Linked DNA regions of Homo sapiens: region 1 is linked to region 2. A link is a contact called in ENCODE Hi-C or POLR2A ChIA-PET data. All regions are on one chromosome and are shown on one strand. Each heading gives the region's core, a stretch centred on a gene start or an enhancer-like site at or near the end of the contact. The rest is flanking DNA. Distances are from core to core; before and after follow the strand shown. Region 1 overlaps PREPL (prolyl endopeptidase like). Region 2 has its middle 82 kb from the start of PPM1B-DT.

What was found. Hi-C counts contacts between places; a loop is a spot of excess contacts on that map. ChIA-PET counts read pairs that join two places held with the same protein, here RNA polymerase II (POLR2A). Pooled maps may share reads with other maps.
Region 1: a map of heart left ventricle shows a loop between it and region 2 (2.0-fold over the local background). The contact joins two enhancer-like sites. A Hi-C loop is called at or near these places in 1 of 168 maps with a recorded cell type or tissue (heart left ventricle) and 2 of 50 pooled maps. POLR2A ChIA-PET finds 5 or more read pairs at or near these places in 5 of 52 experiments (H1, PC-9, T-cell and 1 more).

The regions. Positions count from the first base shown.
Region 1 is chr2:44,320,359-44,326,682 of GRCh38, reverse strand. PREPL (prolyl endopeptidase like) reads left to right here. Exons shown (of 14, transcript NM_001171613.2): 11 at 3,272-3,421; 12 at 3,829-3,952; 13 at 4,783-4,856; 14 at 5,238-6,324. The coding sequence ends at 5,327. It overlaps SLC3A1 (solute carrier family 3 member 1), which reads right to left. Exons shown (of 10, transcript NM_000341.4): 10 at 5,189-6,324. The coding sequence ends at 6,044. Among named protein-coding and RNA genes, the nearest start is that of PREPL, 38 kb to the left of the region's middle. Within about 2 kb of position 1,367, at least 4 of the 41 ENCODE cell types and tissues checked have a DNase peak (open chromatin) inside an H3K27ac peak, as active enhancers do.
Region 2 is chr2:44,083,342-44,089,566 of GRCh38, reverse strand. No RefSeq gene overlaps it. Among named protein-coding and RNA genes, the nearest start is that of PPM1B-DT, 82 kb to the left of the region's middle. Within about 2 kb of position 2,191, at least 24 of the 41 ENCODE cell types and tissues checked have a DNase peak (open chromatin) inside an H3K27ac peak, as active enhancers do.

The DNA of each region.
Region 1 (6,324 bases), core at 118-2,617, 240 kb before region 2:
GAATGGGGGAGGTGTGAAGCCATAGGCTACTCTAAGAAAAATGTTTTTGGGCTGGCACAGCGGCTCATGCCTGTAATCCCAGCACTTCGGGAAACTGAGGTGGGCAGATTGCTTACCAGGAGCTCGAGACCAGCCTGGGCAACATGGCGAGACCCTGTCTCTGCAAGAAATTAAAAAAAAAAAAAAACCTACCCAGGCTTGTTGGTAAGAGGATCTCTTAAGAGGTTGAGGCTGCAGTGGACCACTGTGCTCCAGCCTGGGCAACAGAGTGAGACATTGTCAAAAAAAAAAAAAAAAAAGGAAAGAAAAACATTTCTGTTACAGTTTTACCATAGCATAGGAGTATAACAAAGCTTTTAAGTTTTAAACTCAGAATTATAGCTTGAGGAGAACTTCTAAAGTTATTTTAATCCAACTATTAACCGTTATTCTTCTCTGATACAGTGTTCTTTATTATCTTTAAGGCTTTCCACTGAAAGATATTAATGGCTATTTCCATTGCTCATTTGTATTTGTAAGGACATTTAGAATTGGTGAAAAAGCACTGAAGCATATATGAGTCCCAGTTGAGAAAGCCAGGCAAAGCACGCTGTGACTCTGGAATGCACTGAGTCCTTTGGCTCCTGGTCACCTTGACAGGCTACTGCCCATCAACATTTCAGTCCTAGATTTATAGGCTCTTTATTTTTAGATAGTCCATTCTTAATGGTCGTTTGGGCATAGTTTTTCCGTATTTTAATTGAAATATCTTACCCTGTTCTGAAAATGATTATCTTTTCCCAGTGTCAGAAATTACGAAGTTACATTGTAGCAGTTGGTTTCACTGCTATCATTCTCCTACTTCTAGGTTACTCTGAAAAATAATGACTGAGATGGGAGAGAGTAAATTATTTTCAGGATTTTTTATTTTGAGGTTGGGGAGTTTATACTGTGGGCTTGTAAATAAGTGTTAAATAGTAGTCACCTGTAAGTCTATTTTTTAAAAACAGAAAAATGTGGAGAATAGCCTATGCACAAAGATAATGGCAGAATTATTTACAGTTTAAAGACAAAGCAACTAGATTTTGACTTTTAGAAATTTAAAAGGAAATGATGAGAAGGATATTTATGCTAGGTTGCTTATTATAGTGAAGACTAGGAGACAACCTTTTATACATGTATAAGTCAAATTCTTCTTATAAGCACCAAAAATCAACCCTAATTTAAGCAGAAAAGGGATTAAAGGGCATTAGGAAAATGTAGGTGTCTTCAGACCAGTGTTAGAGGCTTCAGAGCCAAAGGCATAGAATTGGCCCAATGAAACTATTACTGCCGCCACTGCCAAGCACAAATCACCTCACACTGCCAGTGCAACTTCTAGAGCTGGATATAGCTGTGGCACTTTTGCCAGAATAAATTATCTGTGATCACTGCTTCTTTGAATCACTAACTTTCCATGCAGAGTGTAAAGCACATGTGTCTGGTTGATAGACCCAAGTCACACATGGGTCACACAGCTACTCCCAAGCTGCAGGGAAAAATGGGAAAGAGAAGTCTAGCACTTAGTATCTCCACAGTGAGAGGCAGGCTCTAGCTGATAAGGTTGGAGGTTTTTCAAATGCAAAAAAGTTCATATGGTAGGCAGCCAAAAAGAATTACAGATGACTCACTATACTTGGTTAATGTTAATATGAGGGAAAGCTAAAAAGTATGTTAACAGAAGAAAATAAAGCTAAGTGAAAAATACAGCCTTCATTTTTGTTTTGTTGTTTTTGTGGGGTTTTTGTTTTTTTGTTTTGTTTTGTTTTGTTTTTTGAGTCAGAGTTTTGCTCTTTCACCCAGGCTGGAATGCAATGGCACACGAACACAGCTCACTACAGCCTCGACCTCTGGGGCTCAGGTGATCCTCCCACCTCAGCCTCCTGAGTATCTGGGACTACAGGCATGTGCCACCATGCCCTGCTAATTTTTGTGGTTTGTTGTTGTTTTGTAGAGATGTGGTTTTACCATGCTACCCAGGCTAGTTTCAAACTCCTGGGCTCAAGTGATTTGCCCACCTCAGCCTCCCAATGTGCTGGGATTACAGGCATGAGCCACCATGTGCGACCCAGCCTTCGTTTTATTAAATTTTGTAACACTAATTATAAGCCAATGGGTTGTTTTCTCTTCTTTCACCTTGGGTATTTTGCAGAGTTTCTTTACTTAGCGTTTTTTGCTTTTAATATAAAATGTCCAACTGGTCAAAAAGACTTTATTCCTTGTGTATTTTTTTCATTTAAAAATTTTTAATTATGGTAAAATACCATAAAATTTACCATCTCAACCATTTTTAAGTGAATAGTTCAGTAGTGGTAAGTGCACTCATAGGCTTATGCAGTCAATCTCCAGAACTCGTTTTTCATCTTAACAAAACTGAAACCCTGTACCGATTAAACAGCTCTCCATTTGCTTCTTCCCACAGCCTCTGTCTCTGTGAATTTGACTACTCAAACACCTCACATAGGTGGAGTCATACAAAATTTTTTGTGACTGGCTTATTTCACTTAGATTATATCCTTGAGGTTCATCCATATTGTAGCGTGGATCAGAATTTTATTCATTTTTAAGGCTGAATAATATTCCATGTAATATTGCATGTGTATACCACATTTTGCTTATTCGTTCTTTGGTTAATGGACACTTGAGTTGCTTCCACCTTTTGGCTGTTGTGAATATGCTGCTGTGAACATAGGTATGCAGATCTCTTTAAGACCCTGCTTTCAGTTTTGGGGATTATATGCCAGGAGTGGAATTGCTGGATCATATGGTAATCTTAAGCTTAACTCTTTGATGAACCACCATACTGTTTTCCAAAGCAGCTCCCCCATTTTACATTCCAACCACCAGTGTATCAGGATTCCGGTTTCTCCACATTACTGCCAATACTTGTTGTTGTTGTTGTTGTTTTAATATAATAACTAACTGTCCTAATTGGTATGAGACAGTAGCATTTATTGCTTTTATATAAGAAAAAATATAAATGAATAAAAGGTACTAAGCTAAAAATAAATATTGTGAAATTAGAAGATAAACCATTTCTTGTTATATGTCATTTAAGGAATCTGAAGACTTTAAAAGTAGGTTATAAATTACAGGCCCTGGTTAAGGACTGAGTATTCTAGCTCCTAGGAATCTACATGGCTTGAGTTATTTTCTCTCATATTAGTATGTATATTCATAAAATAGAATGTTTTTCTGAAACTCACTTACCAACCTCTTACTTGAAGTATAAGTTTCTTTGCCTTTTTTTTAGGCACCTTTCTTGGATGTTCTCAACACCATGATGGACACTACACTTCCTCTGACATTAGAAGAATTAGAAGAATGGGGGAATCCTTCATCTGATGAAAAACACAAGAACTACATAAAACGTTACTGTCCCTATCAAAATATTAAACCTCAGGTAGTGAAAGACAATTGTGTTAGATTATCCTGAATTTACACAGAAGATAATAAAAAAAAAACTTATCCAAGCTGAAGCAAAAATAGGAGCTTTAGAGATGTTTCTACTTATGATGCCCAAATATCTTCAGCACCATCTCTGCTCATGCTCCATGTTTAATACCTCAGGGGAATAGACTTATCATGCCTTAATTACTAAATTAGCTAAGGTCCTTTAGTCAAGAAAAGGCTATTCCAGATAACAAGTAGTCTACTACTGTAATACTGAGGCGCTCTCAAGATAGCAAGTGAGAAAAAGCATAGAGCACTTACAGGGAAAAATTGGAGGTAATTATTTTTCATAGTCTCTATAGTGGCAAGGGACCATAAGAAATAATGTAAACTCTTCGTGCATGTATTTTCTTTCAGCATTATCCTTCAATTCACATAACGGCATATGAAAACGATGAACGGGTACCTCTGAAAGGAATTGTAAGTTATACTGAGAAACTCAAGGAAGCCATCGCGGAGCATGCTAAGGACACAGGTGAAGGTAGGAGACCCCCTAGAAGCAGGGAACATGGCCAAACAGACTACTACCCACAGCACACTGCTCAGAGGAATATATTTCAGGCTGTAGCCAAATCATCTGCCCAGGATTTAGGGCAAACAATTATTTTGCTATGTTGACTCCCCAGTTAAAGTGTACGTAACTACATGTCTATACATACACTGCCTCACCTCTTTTTCAAAGGACAGTATTAAAATAGATAGGCAGGACACAAAGGAAACAGGAAATTTAAGAATCAGATATAACTTGGAGATGCACTGCCATACAATTATTAATTCATTTAACAATATTTATTGAGCCGTTATTCTTGGGAATCTCTAAAAGACAGATTCTGAGATTTTTGTTTTGGGCCATCAGTGCCCAAACTGTTTAGCTGCATGAATTTCCTCTAGCTAGCTGTTTCAGCTTTATGAGATAAGAATCCCTCCCTTTTGCCTTGAAACTACATGCCATATCAGTCTCCCTGTATTCATCTCCATTTGTCACCCCCATCCATTGCTGTAGTTGGTGTTTCCAGGGCATAAGACTCTCAGATTCCACAGGGCAGGTTGATGATCTCCTGGGTTTCAACCTTGTCCGTGTGGCACCATATAGTCTTTTCCATACGGCCTCTTCCTGCTTTCGCTGTGTCAGAAGTTTGTCTTCTGTTGCTTGTCCCCTCCCATCTTTTTGTTGATGATGGTGGTTTTTGCTTTTTATTCCTTTACTATTATTTGAACTGAGTACTCAAAGAAGAGGGGAGGAATGGGTCTCGATCTTCCAAAGAAGATCCCATACAATCTTCTAATTGTTCTACATGTTAACTCTTCCAGGCTATCAGACCCCTAATATTATTCTAGATATTCAGCCTGGAGGCAATCATGTAATTGAGGATTCTCACAAAAAGGTATGTTATCAAGGCCCTCTCAGTGGACAGATTCCCGAACTAGATACATGTTGTTTTCACATTTTCAGTGGTTGCAGCAGGTTTATGACAAAGCCACTTCACAAATGTCCTATCTATGGGTGAGACCCAGGAGGGGAGGGAGGGACACTGTGTCAATCAAGAGAAATGTCTCTCTCTTGTACTTGATACGTGAGCTCTGTTAAAGAAAATAATTTAATCTTAATTGTTGGAAGCCTTCTGCCTCTCTCTCGAATGAAAGTATTCTTGCCATAAATTGCTGACTTCACGGTTAGGTAAAGATGGATAGATAAAGAGAAGCTTAAACAGTGGCATTTTACTACAAAGGCCTTCTATTTAATTTTTTTAATGTGTTTCTTTTAGATTACAGCCCAAATTAAATTCCTGTACGAGGAACTTGGACTTGACAGCACCAGTGTTTTCGAGGATCTTAAGAAATACCTGAAATTCTGAAACACTGCATTCAACTGGGAATTGGAAACACACTGAAATATTTCATAGTCTTACTTCCAATTGAGTTAGCAAAAAAAAAATTAATAACTTGAGACTTTTAAGTTATTAATTTTTTAAAATGTGCTTCTCCATCTAAATTTTGCTTAGTCTACATCTCACTTGCTTATACTATTCTCTCCATTGATGCACATGCCCATTAACCTAGGAAAGTAATTTTCAAATCATGCTCCTTAGAAGGATGTGGAGTAGAGGGAAGGGAAGGATTGGTGATAGCAGAGCTCCAGGCCTCCCTTCCAGTCAGAACAGTTGAGCAGTTTACAAATTAGTGTCCTGCCTCTTTGCTAGCAAATGCTTTTAGACACTGTGGCAGTGAGTCATCCTCTAATTTCTATGACTGCATTTTAAGGGAAAAGATAAAATTCTTCCCCTTAAAATTCGTTAAAGTTTTTGAATAATCTGGGGTCCTAATGTGTTCTGGTCATCCCTGATTGATGCTATCTGAATAAAGTTATAAGCTCCTATAAGCCATAATTTACTTTTAAACATTTTATTTTTTTCAAAACATTTGAGAACCTTTCTTAAAGCAGTTACATTCAAGCTACAGAAATATCGAAGAATTAATGATTGTTCACCAAGCAGCATGCTGTACATGAAGCTATTACAAATGCTTACAATCCCACTGAAATGCCAGTGTCTTCATCTCTTCATAAAGGTGCCTAACACGAGGTATACAGTATGTTCAGTACACTGGAATAGCATGCTCGATTGGAAACAAAGCATCTATCTCTGAAAGCTGTTTGGCGATGAAGGAGATTCTTCGTGTTGTGTTCAAAGATGAGTCCCTCTCCCTTGTCCAGAAAAATGCCACTTGTATCAACTTTACTGCCTTTGTCGGCAGAATTGGTACTTAACCTTATTCTCATTTTAGCGGGAAGGCCCGAAATCATATTATGTAGATTTAACAGTGTTGATTCTCCAAAATTCAGAACCACGATAA
Region 2 (6,225 bases), core at 942-3,441:
GAAGTAATCCGCCCAGTCTTGGAGCCTACAGCAGTTACTATGGTTTAAAAAGTTCTTGCTGGGGTGGTTGACATGGTCCTATCTCTTCTCATGGGTGGTTACAAGGTTACTAGAATGTTTGCTTTATGCATTTTGAAGCTGTATATTTGTTTTATGCTGTTGTCTGTATTTGTTTTAAATTTAACAATTTAAGAGCTTCAGAAATATTTTCAAAATTTCATATAACCATGAAAAATAAAAACTTTTCATTGTCTGCTTTCTCCTTGTTTTTAAAGTGCCTGCTCCTTCCTCTCTACCTCCCTGTGGTTAGGATGGATCTGAATTATCACCAGGTTCTCAACAAAAGGCCTTTGAAAAGATGATATTATTGGTGACGAGGGGACCTGGGAGCACTTATTTCTTCCTGGTCACATATTTCTTCCTATTCACAGATGCAAGAAACTCAGGCTGGGTCTAAATGCTTTTCCTGAACGTACACCTGGGACAGCTATAGGGGATGCTCCACACCCCTGTACTTTCCTTGCATGGTTCTGTGATGCTTCTTAACTTTTGCCAAAATCCCTGCCCTTCAATGTCCAGTTTGATCTCTGAGCAAGTGGCTTCCTCTCTTCTCTTTCAGCCTCTCTCAGCCTCCTTAGAGGTCCGAGTGCCTGTAGTGTGGGACTCCTGTTCTCTGCCAAGCAGCTCTCCCACTGTTTCCAGGTTCTGTCCTCAACACTACTTTTAAGCAGATGCCACAGCAGAGTGGAGAAATGCTTTTCAAAGCCATTCACTTGGCATTCTCCCTTTCTATTGCAATGTAATGTCTCTCTCCATCCTTCTTTCATCCTGTGCTTTACCAAGGGAACAAAAAGCTCCCCATGTCTATACACTCATCAAGACTCAAAGTTCCACAGTGGCAGGAATGGTATCTTTCCATGTTTTCATAAGCTAAATTGCCTGTCTGAGTAGTTGACGCAGAATAGGAGCTCAAGAAATGGTTGTTGAATTGAACTGAATCGAATTTTCCTTCTCTTCTTGCCTGCATGAAAACCATCTATCTCTTCAGCCTAGCCTGATCACTCCAGTGGACTGCAAACTAGGAAGAGCGCTTTTGCCCTTTCTGGGAGTTGGTATTCATATGGCAGCTGCAGCAGCATGTAAAAAGGTGGAATGGGAGGTAGAGAGGAAGGAGCAGGCACTTTAAAAACTTCTAAGGCTCATTTGTTTTTAACATTATAGCTTTTCTCTTTCTTCTCCTTAGCATAAGACGCTTCTGCTGTCTTGTAAAGGATCTCACAGCTGATCCTTTTTGCTTGTATTTGCTTATTTTGCCTCTGGAACAGTCGGAGACAAACTCCCAGCTCCTTCCATTCCCCACCCACCAAACCTGGCGCTGGAAGAGCAGGCGTCCCGGTGCTTTTGATGCTTTTACTTTTGCTAAAACTAGGCAGGGCCTGGAGATGAGAGAGTGAGCTCGGTCATTCAGCTGCTGTGTGCCTCACCTTTCCTCATCCGCAGCTGGGTAGCTAGGAGTGACCCGTAAGAAATAGTGTGTGCTTGCTACTGTTGGGATGAAAAGTTCCAGTGTGTGAAACGTGTGATTTATGGCTCTGAGGCATTCAGACCCAATTCCTGGGTGAGAGCATCCAAAGCAGGGGCCTCTTGGCCCCTAAGTTACAAGGTGTCTTCCCACGACTAATCAGGACACAATTAGGCCAAATCAGCTGCTTTCCTTCTCCCTCCAAGTTCCAAAGTCCAAAGGCTTTCCTGCTGACTGACTGCAGTGGTTACTTTACAAGGGGAAGGGAAGGTGAAGTAAAAAGGCAGATTCCCTCTGGAGGCTCTCTGCTGGCTCTAAGGATGCCTCCCCAAACACCACTGTAATATCTACCCTTTCTTCTCTCCCCAGTTAATGCCACCCTCATTCAGGCTCCAAAACTCAAGTGACCCTAAAAAGCCCATAGCATGGAGCCACTGGTAGCACCCTTATCTCCTGAAGATGAAACTACAAGTGTTTGCAAATAAATACTCCCCGCAGCAATATGTATCAAGAAGGACATCGTACTTGTCCGAACGCCCAGTAGGAGGGCCTTTTGCCCAAATGAATGGGAAATCATTGGCCCAATTAACATCCTGTGATCTTAGATCTAAAAATGACCCGGAGCCGGGTAAACAAGGTGACGTCAGCGGACTGGGCAGTGAACGGCTCTCTACTGCCACCTCGAGGAGAGTGTCCTCAATGGCGCGGCGGCTCCGGGCCCAGGGGAAGCGGACCTGGGACGGCTGGAAGGGAACTGGGGGAGAACTGGCCGGCGCTGGAAAGGCGCGGGGAAGGGAAGAAACCCACAGAGGGGCAAGAAGCTCCTCCGTGACCTCAGCTAGAGGAAAACGAGGGCTGCGTAATCCGGGCCATTGGGCGTTACTGCGCTGTCCCGTCTGGCTTCTGATTCCTGGGAGCCTTCTTTTTATAAAAGGAGTCAGACACCGTGAACTCTTGCCAGAATAACTTCTAGCTAAAACTGGGCGGGGACACAATCCTCAAGGCTGGGCACCCTTAATGAAAGCAGTTCCCAGATTTCCAGTCCTGGAGGGAGAAGCAGTGGCATGGCCAGGCTAATCGCAGAGGGCTACAAGATTTGGGGTTTTGCTTCGGGCTTCGCTGGGACTGGGGCGGGGGAGGGAGTGCAGGGGTGGAATAGCCCTAATTTACTTTCCCGTCAGGCTAATGCGAGAAGGAGGCTGCGGAGCTTTCTGCAGGACACAAGCAGCATGCTGGGAGATGCCCCAGAAATGCGCTGGGCCCGGGGTCGGGGAAGGTCAACTGCGCATTATTGCTTTTCCCCTGCAGATGATACACAAAAGGAAAATGAGTTGGTTTTTAACTTGATGAAAACAAACACAAACTCATTTTACTTTTGGATCAGTTTTGCTGCGTTACAAACCACCTCAAAGTGCTGAGAACCAGGTAGGGGAATGGAGGAGGAAGGGTTCTCCTGGCAGAGAGAGCCGCGGGTATGAAAGGTTTTTTCTTGCAGGGGAGAGGGAGGTGAAAGAAGGCGAGTGGTGCTAGAGCGCGGGGGAAAACAGAAGAGCACACTTCCCAGGGGTCAAGTAGGGCCTTGGGAGTCACAAGAGAATTCCTTCTTCATTCTAAAAATAATGGGTTTGGGAAGCCAAAGGTGGAAGGATTGCTTGAGCCCAGGAGTTGAAGACTAGCCTGGGCCACATATTGAGACCCCGTGTCTACTAAAATAAATAAATACATACATACATAATTTAAAGGTTTTTTTTTTTTTTTTTTTTTTGAGACAGAGTTTCACTCTGTCACCCAGGCTGAAGTGCAGTGGCAGGATCTCTGCTCACTGCAACCTCTGCCACTGGGGTTCAAGTGATTCTCCTGCCTCAGCCTCCGGAGTAGCTGGGATTACAGGCGTCCGCCAGCATGTCCGGCTAATTTTTGTATGTTTGGTAGAGACGGGGTTTTGCCATCTTGGCCAGGCTGGTCTCAAACTCCTGACCTCAAGTGATCTGTCCACCTTGGCCTCCCAAAGTGCTGGGATTGCAGGCGTGAGCCACCACGCCTGGCCTAATTTTTGTATTTTTAGTAGAGATGGGGTTTCACTATATTGTCCAGGTTGGTCTCGAACTCCTGACCTCAGGTGATCTACCTGCCTCGGCCTCCTAAATTGCTGGGATTACAGGCGTGAGCCACTGCGCCCAGCCAACTATTTAAGGGCTGTATTGGTGAGAAGGTTTTTTAGCTACATATAACAGAAGACCCAACTAGAAGTGACTTAAACATAAGGATATTTATTATCTCATATAACAAAAAGCAAAAGACAGGTGCTTCCAGAGTAGTTTGGGGTGGTCAATATTGTCATGAAGGATCCTTTTATCTTCACTATCCTTAGCCTATTGGACTTGTCCTTAGGTTTGTTACCTTATGGCCACAAAGTAGCTGCCTCAGTCCCAGGTATCGTATAGACATGACTCCATCTAGCCAAAGAAAGTTAAATTTTTTTTCCTCGCAACTTTTTACAAAGGAGGAAAACCTTTCCCAGAAACCCCCAAACAGACTTGCCCTCAGGCCCTGTTAACAAAAAAAAATTATTTAATGATACTGGTTAAAGCACAGTAAGGAAGACTTTATTCAGGACCATTGTCATAGGTGTAGGGACTACTGAAATGGGATTTTCCAGTGCAAGTGAGATTGAGCTCAACTCTGACAGCAAGGGCCACTGGGAATTTAAGCTAAGAAGCAGGGTTGTGGTTGGGGGGGCAGTGGATGGAAAATTACTAAGAGAAAACATAAGCTGGACACAGTGGCTATCACCTGTAATCCCAGCACTTTGAGAGCCTGAGGTGGGAGGCTTGACGCCAGGAGTTCAAGACTGGCCTGGGCAAGGTAGCAAGACTTCATCTCTACATAAACTAAAAAAATTAGCTGGGCATGGTGGTGCACGCCTGTAGTCCCAGCTGCTCAGGTGGCTGAGGTGGGATGATCGCTTGAGCCCAGAAGTTCAAGGTTACAGTAAACTACAATCGCGTCACTGCACTCCTGACTGGGCAACAGAGTGAGACCCTGAGAATAGAAAGGAAGGGAAGGAAGGGAGGAAGAAAGGAAGGAAAGGAAGAAAGGAAGGAAGAAGGGAGGAAAGAAAGACCAAAAAAAAGGAAAAGAAAAGAAAGAGAGAGAGAAATAAGGAAAGAAAGAAAGGAGAGAGAGAAAGAAGGAAAGAAAGAAAAGAGAGAGAGGAAGGAAGGAAGGGAGGGAGGGAGGGAGGGAGGGAGAGAGAAAGGCATCCGAGTGGGTTAGGGGAAATTCTGGCTAAACTGACCTGACAGGATTCTTGTTGAAGGCAGCCCATGGTTATCAGTTATCATCTGGAAGATGATGGAGAATGAGGAACTCAGTCAGATATTAAAGGCGATCAGACATTGAGAGTGGGATATTCTTGCCAAATTGACTTAGCGGGGTTTTTGCTAAAACTGGATTTTACAAGGAAGTATACAGATGGGCCTAGGAGAAAGTTCAGAAGGCTGACTAGAGTTTGGCCAAGCAGAGAATTTATGTCAGCCTCACTGGCCACAATTAGGTTATGTGCCCAAGGCCTAGTAGAAGGAACTAGGGAGCCTGTCTCATAGAAGGAGTTTTCTGCCAGCAAGGAGGGAGGGAGAGGGAAACGGTCTTTTGGAGAGGCAGCAAAAAGTGTGCACTATGAGGGTGTGGGTTGATATAATCAGATATGCAGTCTGAAACTGTTTCTCTGGCTGCCAATTTCTGCACATTGCACATGCTAGCACCTCTACTGGCTATAGCTGCCGCTATCCTTTTCTGACTAGTTCCTACACACCATCCTTGAGGTCTTAGGTTAAGAATCATTTCTTCCTGGAAGCCACCTCTTACTCCTTCCACACTTGGTTAACTATTCTTTTATTATATTTTTTCCTATTTTTTTTTCCACTCTTGAGACAGAGTATAGCTCTGTCGCCCAGGCTGTAGTGCAGTGGCGCGATCTTGGCTCAGTGCGATCATGGCTCACTGCAATCTCTGCCTCTTTGGTTCAAGTGATTCTCCTGCCTCAGCCTCCCAAGTAGCTGGGATTACAGGCACGTGTATTTTTAGTAGAGACCAGCCTGTATGTTAGCCAGGCTAGTCTCGAACTCCTGACCTCAAGTGATCTGCCCGCCTCGGCCTCCCAAAATGCTAGAATTACAAGAGTGAGCCACCGCGCCCGGCCCTAACTTTTTTTTAAAGAGTCTCTCTATGTTGCCCAGGTTAAAGTATACTGGCTATTCATATGGGTGATCACAGCACATTGCAGTCTCAAATTCCTGGCCTCAGTGTTCCTACCGCAGCCCCCTGGCTTTGGCTGTTCTTGCACTGTGTTTCCATACCATTCTATATGTCCCTTATCAAAGCTGGAATCATGATTTATGAAAATCACTTGTTTAAACCCTAAGCTAACTAGAAGCATCAAGAGTACCAAAGCCAGACCCCACCTGTCTTGCTCACCATTATCTCTTCACACGTAGTCTAGTGCCTGACATGTAGTATATGCTGGATAAATATTTTTTGGATAAATATTTTTTAGATAAATGAATAAGCAAACATTTAATAGAAGCTGTTAAAGGCCTTTCAATCTCACAGGTTTCTGACACTCTTACCCTTTGTACCAGAAATGCCCAAGGCCGCTGGGACAGCAGTGGGCCAAAAGTCTCAGGACTCACATTGCTGTCCTT